Regions from separate parts of the Homo sapiens genome. Here regions 2 and 3 are each linked to region 1. A link is a contact called in ENCODE Hi-C data. All regions are on one chromosome and are shown on one strand. Each heading gives the region's core, a stretch centred on a gene start or an enhancer-like site at or near the end of the contact. The rest is flanking DNA. Distances are from core to core; before and after follow the strand shown.

Region 1 (2,864 bases), core at 146-2,645:
CTATTCCAGGCCCCACAACCTTGCCTCCTCTAAATTAAAATGTTAACTATCAGGCTGAGAAGTAACCAGATAAATTAAATTCCTTGACCAGTTAATGACTAGTAATAGCTCGACAGATGATCTCTCTGAAGTGTTTGTATTCTTAAGACTCTCTAGGTACAAAGCATTCATTCAAGGTACTGCAGCTTTGTATATAGAATTTCAGGCACACTGGCAGGTATGATTATGACTTCTTTTGGTGGGAACAGGACTCTTTTAAATGCCCCTTAGATTAAATCCATTCAGTCCACTCCTTCTTTCTTGTTGGAATATTAAAATGAAGATTTCTTTACGAATAGTAGATATAGTAGCTTTAAAAAATATTTTAAAGCTATTCATTACAATTTCCTTTTCTTAAAGAGTTTTGATAAATCCAGTGATGGCTTATTACTCTTAGAATGTCTTATTGAATGTGGCGGGACATTTTGTTACTGACTTAAAATTAATGAATATAATATAAAAAATTAACATATCGAGAAAAGGCAAAGCCAAAAATATTAGAGGCCTGAGTCCTCTTGGCTGAAGTTTCTCACCTCAATTACGTAAGTCCTCAGTTAGTTCACTTTTGGAATCATGTCTAATACATTTGACAAGGGAGTAGCCTTGGAGTGTCGCTAAGAAGAAATTGATCAGGAAAAATGAGATGGCAAAGAAGAATGTTTCCAAGAAGAAGTGGGATTTAGGGTGGAGGCTGTAAAAAAATGGGAGCGGTTCCTTTAGGCATTGAACAAACATTTATTTTTTGCCTTCCACATGCCAGGACCTACTGCGTCTCCTCCGGATGGGTGCTCCTCGCCGACAAAGTCTAGATTGTGATTATCTCAAGGACTTGAGTTACCCTCACTTCCGACCTCCTCTCTCACAAACTGGTTCCAGGCGGGGAGACTGAGGATGGGCTGGGGAGGCTGGCAGAGGCGATCCCCACCTCGCGGAGCACAACATCTGCTGTGTTCTGCGGCGAGCGCCTGTCAAGCAGTGGGAGGAAAAAGCGCTTGGAGCCACCAGCCCACTCTTAAGCGAAACTCGCCTGGAAAACACCCCGCCTCCCAGCAGAGTTTCTGCCGGTTTCTTTAGAAGGGTGGTGCGGAAAAGCAACTTTTGGGAACTTGAAGGAGTGGGGTGTGGGGCGAAGTGGAAAGAGCACACAACGCGACCCCACTCAGTCCCCGCTTGGGACTCCCATCCCGGCATCAGGCGTAGTGGGCGGTCCGGGCCAGGGCCAGGGCCAGAGCGGCGGCGGCGAGGCCATGCCGAGGGCCCGTCGGCCGCAGTTCCCCGTCCGGCCTCGCGGGGGCGCCGGCGCTGCCGATCAGGTGACCGAGGGCCCGTCCGGGGCTGCGGGAAGCGGCCTCGTTCTCAGCCGCCGGAGACGCCGCCGCCGCCGCCGCCGCCGCCACACCTAGTGGAGCAGCCGGGGAAGGCGGCTCGTTGGGGGCTGGGGCGGAGAGCGCCGGGGGTGGGGGCGGAAGGGCGGCGGGCGGAAGGCAGGAGGCTGCCGGGGCGCGGGCTGCTGCGGGAGAAGGGGCTCCGAGGAGTCCGCCGCGGCTCGCTCTGTCGCCGGCGCGGGATTGGGGCGCGAGGGCCATGGGCGCGCTCTCCTAAGGCGGAGGTCGCGGGCGGGAGGGGAGGAGGCCCGAGAGAGGCTGCTGCGAAGGCCGCGGGCCCGTGACTGGGCGCGAGGCGGCCGGCGGCGGCGGCGGCACCAGCACCACCATGTCGCGCTCAGTGCTGCAGCCCAGTCAGCAGAAGCTGGCGGAGAAGCTCACCATCCTCAACGACCGGGGCGTCGGCATGCTCACCCGCCTCTACAACATCAAGAAGGTGCGCACGGGCCGGGGAGGCCGCGGCGGAGGCGGGCGGGCCCGGGAGGGATGAAGGGCAAGGGAGGCCGTGGGGTGGGGGCGGCAGGAGGCGCCGGGTGTAGAAATCTCGGCGTCGCCGCCCGAGGCCCGGCCCGGGGTCGCCTGGATGCGCCGCGGCCTAATGCGGAGTCCCGGGCGCCTCTCCCTGTGGTTCGCCGGCCGGCCGAAGGCAGAGAAGCCATTTCCCGGCTCCCGGCGGCGGGATCGGGCGCTGGGCCTCGCACGGGGTGGGGGCGCCGCTGGGAGCCGGGAGCTGTCCCCTCCTCGGCGCCCCCGCCCCCATGATGGGGCCCATAGGAAAGGGAGGGTGGTGGGTGGGCGAAATTCTAGGTGGGTAGGAAAACTTGAGTGTTCCATATTCTTACGGAGATGGCAGCAGTGAACAGGGATTACACCCCACATCCCCATTTTTTGGTGTGGGAATGTGGGTAGAGAAGGGCTGATTGGATGAATCCCGTATCCCCTCCACTTTGCCACTTTATTTTAGATTGCTAAATAAAAAGCCATTGAGAGTGTGTTGACGATTTGGGATTATTTCATTTTGAAGGTGGAGAGGAGGGGGAAGTGAGGGTGGAACCAATTTTCTGAAATACTTCTAGGCTGTGAGTCACTAGAACTGGAATAACAACCTTCTACTCTTTCCCCTGTACTCCTCCTCATGTTAGATTTTCCAATACCATTTCTTAAAGTTCGGTGTCTGTACAAAATAAAAACCGTAAAAATGTTGCAATTGCTGCTGATTTATAGCATAGTCTGATAATTTGAGCAACTATAGCTAATAGGCCCATTTAAAGGCTTTTACATGTCCTCAGTACAGTAAGGAGTGGAAGACCACTGGAAGTTTAGAAAAGTCCATGTAAAGATAGAACAAATAATTACATTCATTATCGTAGGACAAAACAACAAAATCTCTCCCCTTAAGGCAAGGTTGGTAAGTTTTAAACAATTTGATAAAGAGAAAAA
Region 2 (3,318 bases), core at 302-2,801, 1.0 Mb after region 1:
GAAAAACTTCCTGTTATTTTTGGATTAAAAAATAATCACCAGAAATTTCTGGAGCCCCCTTGCGTTTTGAACAATTCAATCTTAGTCCAGCATTATTTCCTAGCTATCATCCAGTGTCTCAGGAATCCAATCTAGAGGCTTCAAAATCTGTTTTTTTAACTTAGTTTCAGAATCCTGAAACGTATGCCTCATTTAGAAAGTAATATGCTACATACAGTATAAACTGTGGCTTCTTTTTCGTTTCTGGAAATGAATAGCCAAAGCAATTGCACATCTCAGTTCTCTCTAATGACCAGGCCTGCTATCAAATTTGAAAGGAGATAGTATTATATTTAGTATCATATATCTCTTATGTCTCCTATTAACTAACTTTTGGGAACCTGAGGCATGTGAGAACAACCTTTGTTTTTATTCTTGATTTCAAAGGATATTTGACACTAAAAGGGTCAAAGATAAAGTCGATTTCCCCAAAATTTGGCTGTGATAGGAAGTTCAATAAATATACTCAAAAAACTATTTTACCTTATGCTTCGGATTCCACTTTTTAGATGTACAGTGAGCTTTTAAATGACGTCAAAACTCCTGGGTACTTACCCAAATCTGCACTTATCTCCAGGCCTCATACAGCTCACTCATGTTTAGTAGGCGTCAGGTCCATTAAATATAACTGTAACCATATTGTCTCTGCTTAACGGTAAATGGAAAACAATGGATGCCACAAACTTTAATATTCAGAAGACCTGGTCTAGGCTGGCTTTTTACTGGAAGACTGTGTCCAGCTCTGGGCTTCAAAGGCAGAGCAATAGGGAGAATTCGGATAGAGTTTATTAAAGCCCTTAGGGAGATTGAGAATAAAAGAAAATAATCATTCATTCATATTTTTTAAAAGGTGAGAAAATGACTTTTTATTGCAGAGAACAAATGAAGTTATTTTAGAATAAAGTGGGGAATTTATATTTAAGTTTGGTATAAGAAATCATTTTCTAACATCTGAAATTATCAGAGCTGGAGTTGAAAAGCCCGGTTAATTATGGATTCTTCTCTGAGGTATATAAAATGGAGCGAGTCTCAGGGACTTGGGTTGGTTTATGTATGTCTGTCATGAAGATGTGTGGTTAAAGTAGGTATTTTCTGAAATTATTTTCCAACTCTAGATTTCAAACGCTGGTAGCCAAATATACAGTCTTTTCATAAGTCTACTTAAGACATTACTTGTTTTTAAGTAGACTTAAAATATCTATAGATGTGATGGAATAAATTACAGAAAGTATCTTTGCCATTTATTTCCCTACAGAGAGGATTTACACATAAGCAGCTCTCTAGATAAAAAAAAATATATAGGAACCAAACCAGTTCACTACAGATTATACAAAAGTAAAAGCAAACAGCACACAGTATAAGAATAGATAATAATGCTCTCCTGTGTAGCTTCAGAGAGCTTATCATAAAGAGGCCCTTAATCAGAAGAGGAACTGAAAATACAGAGAGGCAGTTTGCTACAAAGGTCACTCATGTTGGTAGCCCCAGAAAACATTTGAAAAAGACGAAATATAGGGAACTTTGGCGATTCCCTACTTCCCCTATCTCAGTTTTTCAGTATCTTTTTGCTGCCACCTGACTGTTGAGAGTTATTCCTAGGAGCAAATACATTGTTTCTGCTTTTTCTACCCTAAAGACACACCTCTGTTACTAAACTTTCCCTGACTCATGCCTTCAATTTAAAAATTTTAGTTTCATCTCCCACTATTTTGAGTTAAACTGATTTACTAACCCATGCCAGAGGGTGATATATCCTTAACAGATTAAGTATCTGTTTACATAGTGCTTCTACTGCTGAGAGTTCTAGGTTATTTGTCAGAAAGGGACTGATGGGACATTATGCTGCCCCTAGAATACAACTAATCAGGTGCCTATCTCATCTATGTGTTTAGACCAGCATAGATGAACTAGCAAACAAAAAATCTGAATATACATCTTGAAATATCTTTCTATTTTTCCTCTACAAAATATAAACAGAATATATATAATCATTCTTTCAAATACTCCTATAATTTACTCTTCCTGCAAACACTTCAAAAGGTTAAAAAAAAAAGCAAGCTATGTCTAATCCATTTAACAGTGATTGCAGTACACTGATCTTGTCATATGAATTGGAATGTTTTATTACTTATGTTTCTATAATGAAGAATTTAATTTTCTTTGCTTTATTAATTGACAATAAAGAAAGATTTGCAGGGTTTTGAATTTTAAACAGCATTAATGACAGGTGAGTCCAAGAACAGCCAATTATTCCCTGGCCAATTTCAGTGAATTGAAGAGATTTGTTTAGTTTTACCAGGATTTAAAGCTGCACCCAGCTTTTGTTTTTCAAACAACATATTGCTTTTGGGGGACAGGAGAAACAGTTGCTTAAAAATGGTCATTTAACACTTATGAGTGTTTTCGTTGTTACTCTTATTTGTTTTGTTGTTTGATAGAGAGTGTTCAAATAATGTGTGGAAAAGAAACTGTTGGATCGCGCAGAAATATTTAGAACAGATGAGATTATGAAGATTCTGTTTTTCTTGTTATATCTTTGTTCTTAAATATCACATGCAAATATTGTATTCCCGAACACATCAGTTAATGATACCTAATCTTTGTTGCACTTTGCAATTTTTAAGTCATGTTCATGGTAACTCTTTTGATCATTACTACAACCCTGTGAGGTTGAAAGAAAGAACACTATGATCCCTATTTTATAGATGAGAAAATAAAGCTTGGAGGCCGGGCGCTGTGGCTCAGGCCTGTAATCCCAGCCCTTAGGGAGGCCGAGGCGGGCGGATAGCGAGGTCAGGAGATCGAGACCATCCGGCTAACACGGTGAAACCCCGTCTCTACTAAAAAAAAAATACAAAAAAATTAGCCGGGCGTGGTGGCAGGAGCCTGTAGTCCCAGCTGCTCGGGAGGCTGAGGCAGGAGAATGGCGTGAACCCCGGAGGTGGAGCTTGCAGTGAGCTGAGATCGCGCCACTGCACTCAAGCCTGGGCGACAGAGGGTGACTGTCTCAAAAAAAAAAGAAAGAAAAGAAAGCTTGGAGATATCCCTTTCCCAAGATCACATCACATGGCTAGTTAAGACCAGTATCCAAGTTTGATTTGGTTTAGTGTTCTTTTTTTGCTGTTTGTTTCTTTGTTGTTGTTGTTGTTTTATCTTTAGAGTTATTTCCCCAGTAAGCTTGGTGCTAGATCATTTTTACTGGGAAAACTATAAGCTTTTAAGGGTTTTACTACAAAAATCCATCACTAGTCCAAAATCTCTAGTTGCCATGCACACTTA
Region 3 (3,122 bases), core at 547-3,046, 1.7 Mb after region 1:
AATTATGGTTCTTTGTCTTTCTCTTATGTTCTATTATATCTGAATACCAGACCTAAAATGATTTCTCATTAGATAAAGTTGTAGCTGTGCTAAAAAGAAATTCTATATGAGAAAATTAACTTGACACGAGGAAAGGTTTGTAGATGTTTACCTATGTAAAATTAAGTACCCAAATCAGGAAACAGGAGAGAAAATAAAATGGATTTTATACTTGCTGTAAAGTAAATCAAAAGCATACTCAAATCTGAACGAATTTCCAAATTGTATGACTTTAGGGAATTTTCTTTTAAGCAAATATTTGATCTACACATTGATATTGCACTTCTGCACTGTACTATAAAATACAAAATTTCATAACTGACATAACTATTCTTTGTCTGTAATGTGTAATTTCACAAGTCCTTTGTCACAATCAGACATCTGTATGCTGTGTCTTATGATCAGGAAGAGAAAAGACAATGAAGCTAAAGAGGCCACCCAGAGTAAAAGAACGAAAGAGAGAGAGAGAAAGAGAAAGAAAGAAAGAAAGAAAGAAAGAAAGAAAGAAAGAAAGAAAGAAAGAAAGAGAGAGAGAGAGAGAGAGAGAGAGAAAGAAAGAAAGAAAGAAAGAAAGAAAGAAAGAAAGAAAGAAAGAAAGAAAGAAAGAAAGAAAACCCTGAAAGTTGTTTGTGTTCATTGAAATTTAAGATACGCCAAAGTGCCTCATTGAAAGAGAGAAAACTGTAGAAGACTGAGCAAAAAGCTGGTCTTCCTACTATATAATGTTGAGACTTTTTTTTTTTTTAATGTAAAGTGATTGTAATCACTTGCTCGAATAAAGAAATCTCATCACTCTGGCAACACACTTAACAAACTAAAGAAAAACAAATAATGGAAATCACAGCGTGAGAAAGCTGTACTTGAAATATGCACTTGAGTGTTAGCATCTCTGAACTTTCAGCAGAGTCCTGATTTCGAAGATGGTGACCCAGAGCATGGAGCAGGTGTGAGCCTGGTGACTTTTGCCATGTTCTTTTTTTAGAGTCTGCTGCTGGTATCACTTTTGTCTTTGCCTCTTTAGTCGATTTCCTCATTTGATTGGGTGATTTCTAGAACCTTCTCCAGCTCTCACATTGTTTAACCCTGTACGACAACCTCTTTGGGGTAGCTATAGTGTGACAGGAAACACTAGTAGAGGGGAATTCACCTCTGCTGACCATTGACCCACATTTCCATCCCCGCAAACCACACTTACCCAATACAATTCTCTTTTGCGGATAAACGAGCTAATGATCAGAGAAGTTGAGTAGCTTTCCTTACTCGGCTGAGGGACTGGGAAAGCTGAAAGTCCAGTCAGTCATTTATGGCCCCATAGAACATTTGCTCTCTCTATACCAGCATTAACATTTTATTTGACTTTGCCCAAAATTGTCTATGAAGATCTGATTTAAACAATCTTTAGATTACCAGAAATTCTTATAAAATTCTGATTTCCTCCTTTTGTTGCTGTTGAGCCCTCCATCTGATGTTCTGCTTTCCTGAGACGTGTTTACTTAAACCATTGAGAGTGTATGTTTCCTCAAAGACATATTTCTCCAGAGAAAGGCTGAAAATACTATTTTAAGAAAGCTATCATTTTCTTGAGGCAGGTGGATAAATATATTTATGTCTGCTTTTGTTTTTTACTCCCTATTATCTAAAAACAATACTCCGAGGTTTATGTAAATTAGAGTGAACTTTTGCAGAGGGAAAAGCCTTTGCAAGAAATACCGATTACAAGCTGCAGTTCTCCTCCCTGATCACGCCCCACCCTTAGCAGCTGCTTCTGCTTCTTCTAAGCATCTACATCCAGCACTGGGGCATTTAATCTTCTGGTTTGGAGCTGAACATCAGGGTGCAACCAGCCCTCCTACTATACATATGTAATAGAATTAATACGGATTGGAAATAAAAAGACTAGTCATCCCTCAGGCACTGTACTAGACATTGATGTGAACTAAACAGACTTGGACCTCTCCTGGAGGAGCTTAGAGTATAGGGCAGGATCATCCAGTAGCGTCCCCACACACCTTGTATGACTATTTAAACATAAATTAATTCAAATTAAATAGAATTTAAAACTAAGTTTCTCAGTCACACATTGGCCTAATTCAAAGGCTCAATAGTCACATATGGACAGTGGCTTCCCTAATGGACAGCCCGGATTTTAGAACATTTCCATCAATACAGAAAGTTGTAATGAACAATGCTGGTAAAATCTATCACTAGAAGCATGGAATAAAATCAAGGTTCACCTGCCAGGACAGTAACACCAAGTCAGTGCAGGAGAGAAATCCCCAAAAATGGGTTTTCAGGTTTGGCAGAGAACTTGGAAATAGATGTAAATGTACAGATATGCACATACATACCCAAGTTCAATATGTACCTGGATCTATTTCTAGAATTTCCATTCAGTTCCACTCATCAGTCTTTTTATCATGAGCTGGTGACACACTGTTTAAAAGATTTATAGTATAAAAAGATTTAAGTATAAAAGATTTATACTAGGTTTTAACATTTGTTATAACTAGTTCCCACTTACAGCTTTTCTTTTTAGTGTTTTTTTTTTTTTTTTTTTTTTTTTGAAACAGGGCCTCACTCTGTCACCCAGCCTGCTGGAGTGCTCACTGCCTGGCTCACTGCAACCTTGACCTCCCAGGCTCAAGTGATTCTCCTGCCTCAGCCTCCTGAGTAACTGGGACCACACTTGGTTATTATTATTTTTTTTAATGTTTTGTAGAGACAGGGCCTCACTAATGTTGCCTAGGCTGGTCATAAACTCCTGGGCTCAAGCAGTCCTCTCACCAAGGCCTCGCAAAGTGCTGGGATTATAGGCATAAGCCACCATGCCAGGCCCTATTCTTGTGTATGTATTTTTCTGCATAAACTTTAAAATAAACTTGTCTAGCTTCATAAAAACGCATGTTGATATTTTTATTGTACTTTTCATTTTTTCACATATTTTTGTTTGAAATATTTTTCCATATTTTAACCTGATTTTTTTTTCAGAGTATCTTTGGTTATAACATAGATTGCTATTTTTCTTTATAAAATGCAATTTTGGTAATAAATAATAAATTAATACATCCATGTTATGAATTAGT

The links. A loop is a pair of places that touch in the nucleus more often than their neighbours do. Pooled maps may share reads with other maps.
Region 2: a loop to region 1 is called in a map with no recorded cell type, with 12 times the contacts of the local background. The contact joins the enhancer-like site here to the promoter of NCKAP1 in region 1. A Hi-C loop is called at or near these places in 4 of 37 single-sample maps with no recorded cell type and 4 of 50 pooled maps.
Region 3: a map of CD4-positive, alpha-beta T cell shows a loop between it and region 1 (10-fold over the local background). The contact joins the enhancer-like site here to the promoter of NCKAP1 in region 1. A Hi-C loop is called at or near these places in 1 of 168 maps with a recorded cell type or tissue (CD4-positive, alpha-beta T cell), 1 of 37 single-sample maps with no recorded cell type and 8 of 50 pooled maps.

What each region holds. Positions count from the first base shown.
Region 1 is chr2:183,036,988-183,039,851 of GRCh38, reverse strand. NCKAP1 (NCK associated protein 1) reads left to right here and starts at 1,395. Exons shown (of 31, transcript NM_013436.5): 1 at 1,395-1,860. The coding sequence starts at 1,753. RefSeq lists silencers at 822-1,473, 1,206-1,795, 1,856-1,975.
Region 2 is chr2:181,989,889-181,993,206 of GRCh38, reverse strand. The region is part of intron 2 of PPP1R1C (protein phosphatase 1 regulatory inhibitor subunit 1C); the gene reads right to left. Among named protein-coding and RNA genes, the nearest start is that of PPP1R1C, 5.7 kb to the right of the region's middle. Within about 2 kb of position 1,551, at least 2 of the 41 ENCODE cell types and tissues checked have a DNase peak (open chromatin) inside an H3K27ac peak, as active enhancers do.
Region 3 is chr2:181,310,710-181,313,831 of GRCh38, reverse strand. All of the region lies in intron 3 of LINC01934 (long intergenic non-protein coding RNA 1934), which reads right to left. Among named protein-coding and RNA genes, the nearest start is that of MIR4437, 6.6 kb to the right of the region's middle. RefSeq lists an enhancer at 915-964. Within about 2 kb of position 1,796, at least 7 of the 41 ENCODE cell types and tissues checked have a DNase peak (open chromatin) inside an H3K27ac peak, as active enhancers do; they include CD4-positive, alpha-beta T cell, where a contact is called at or near this core.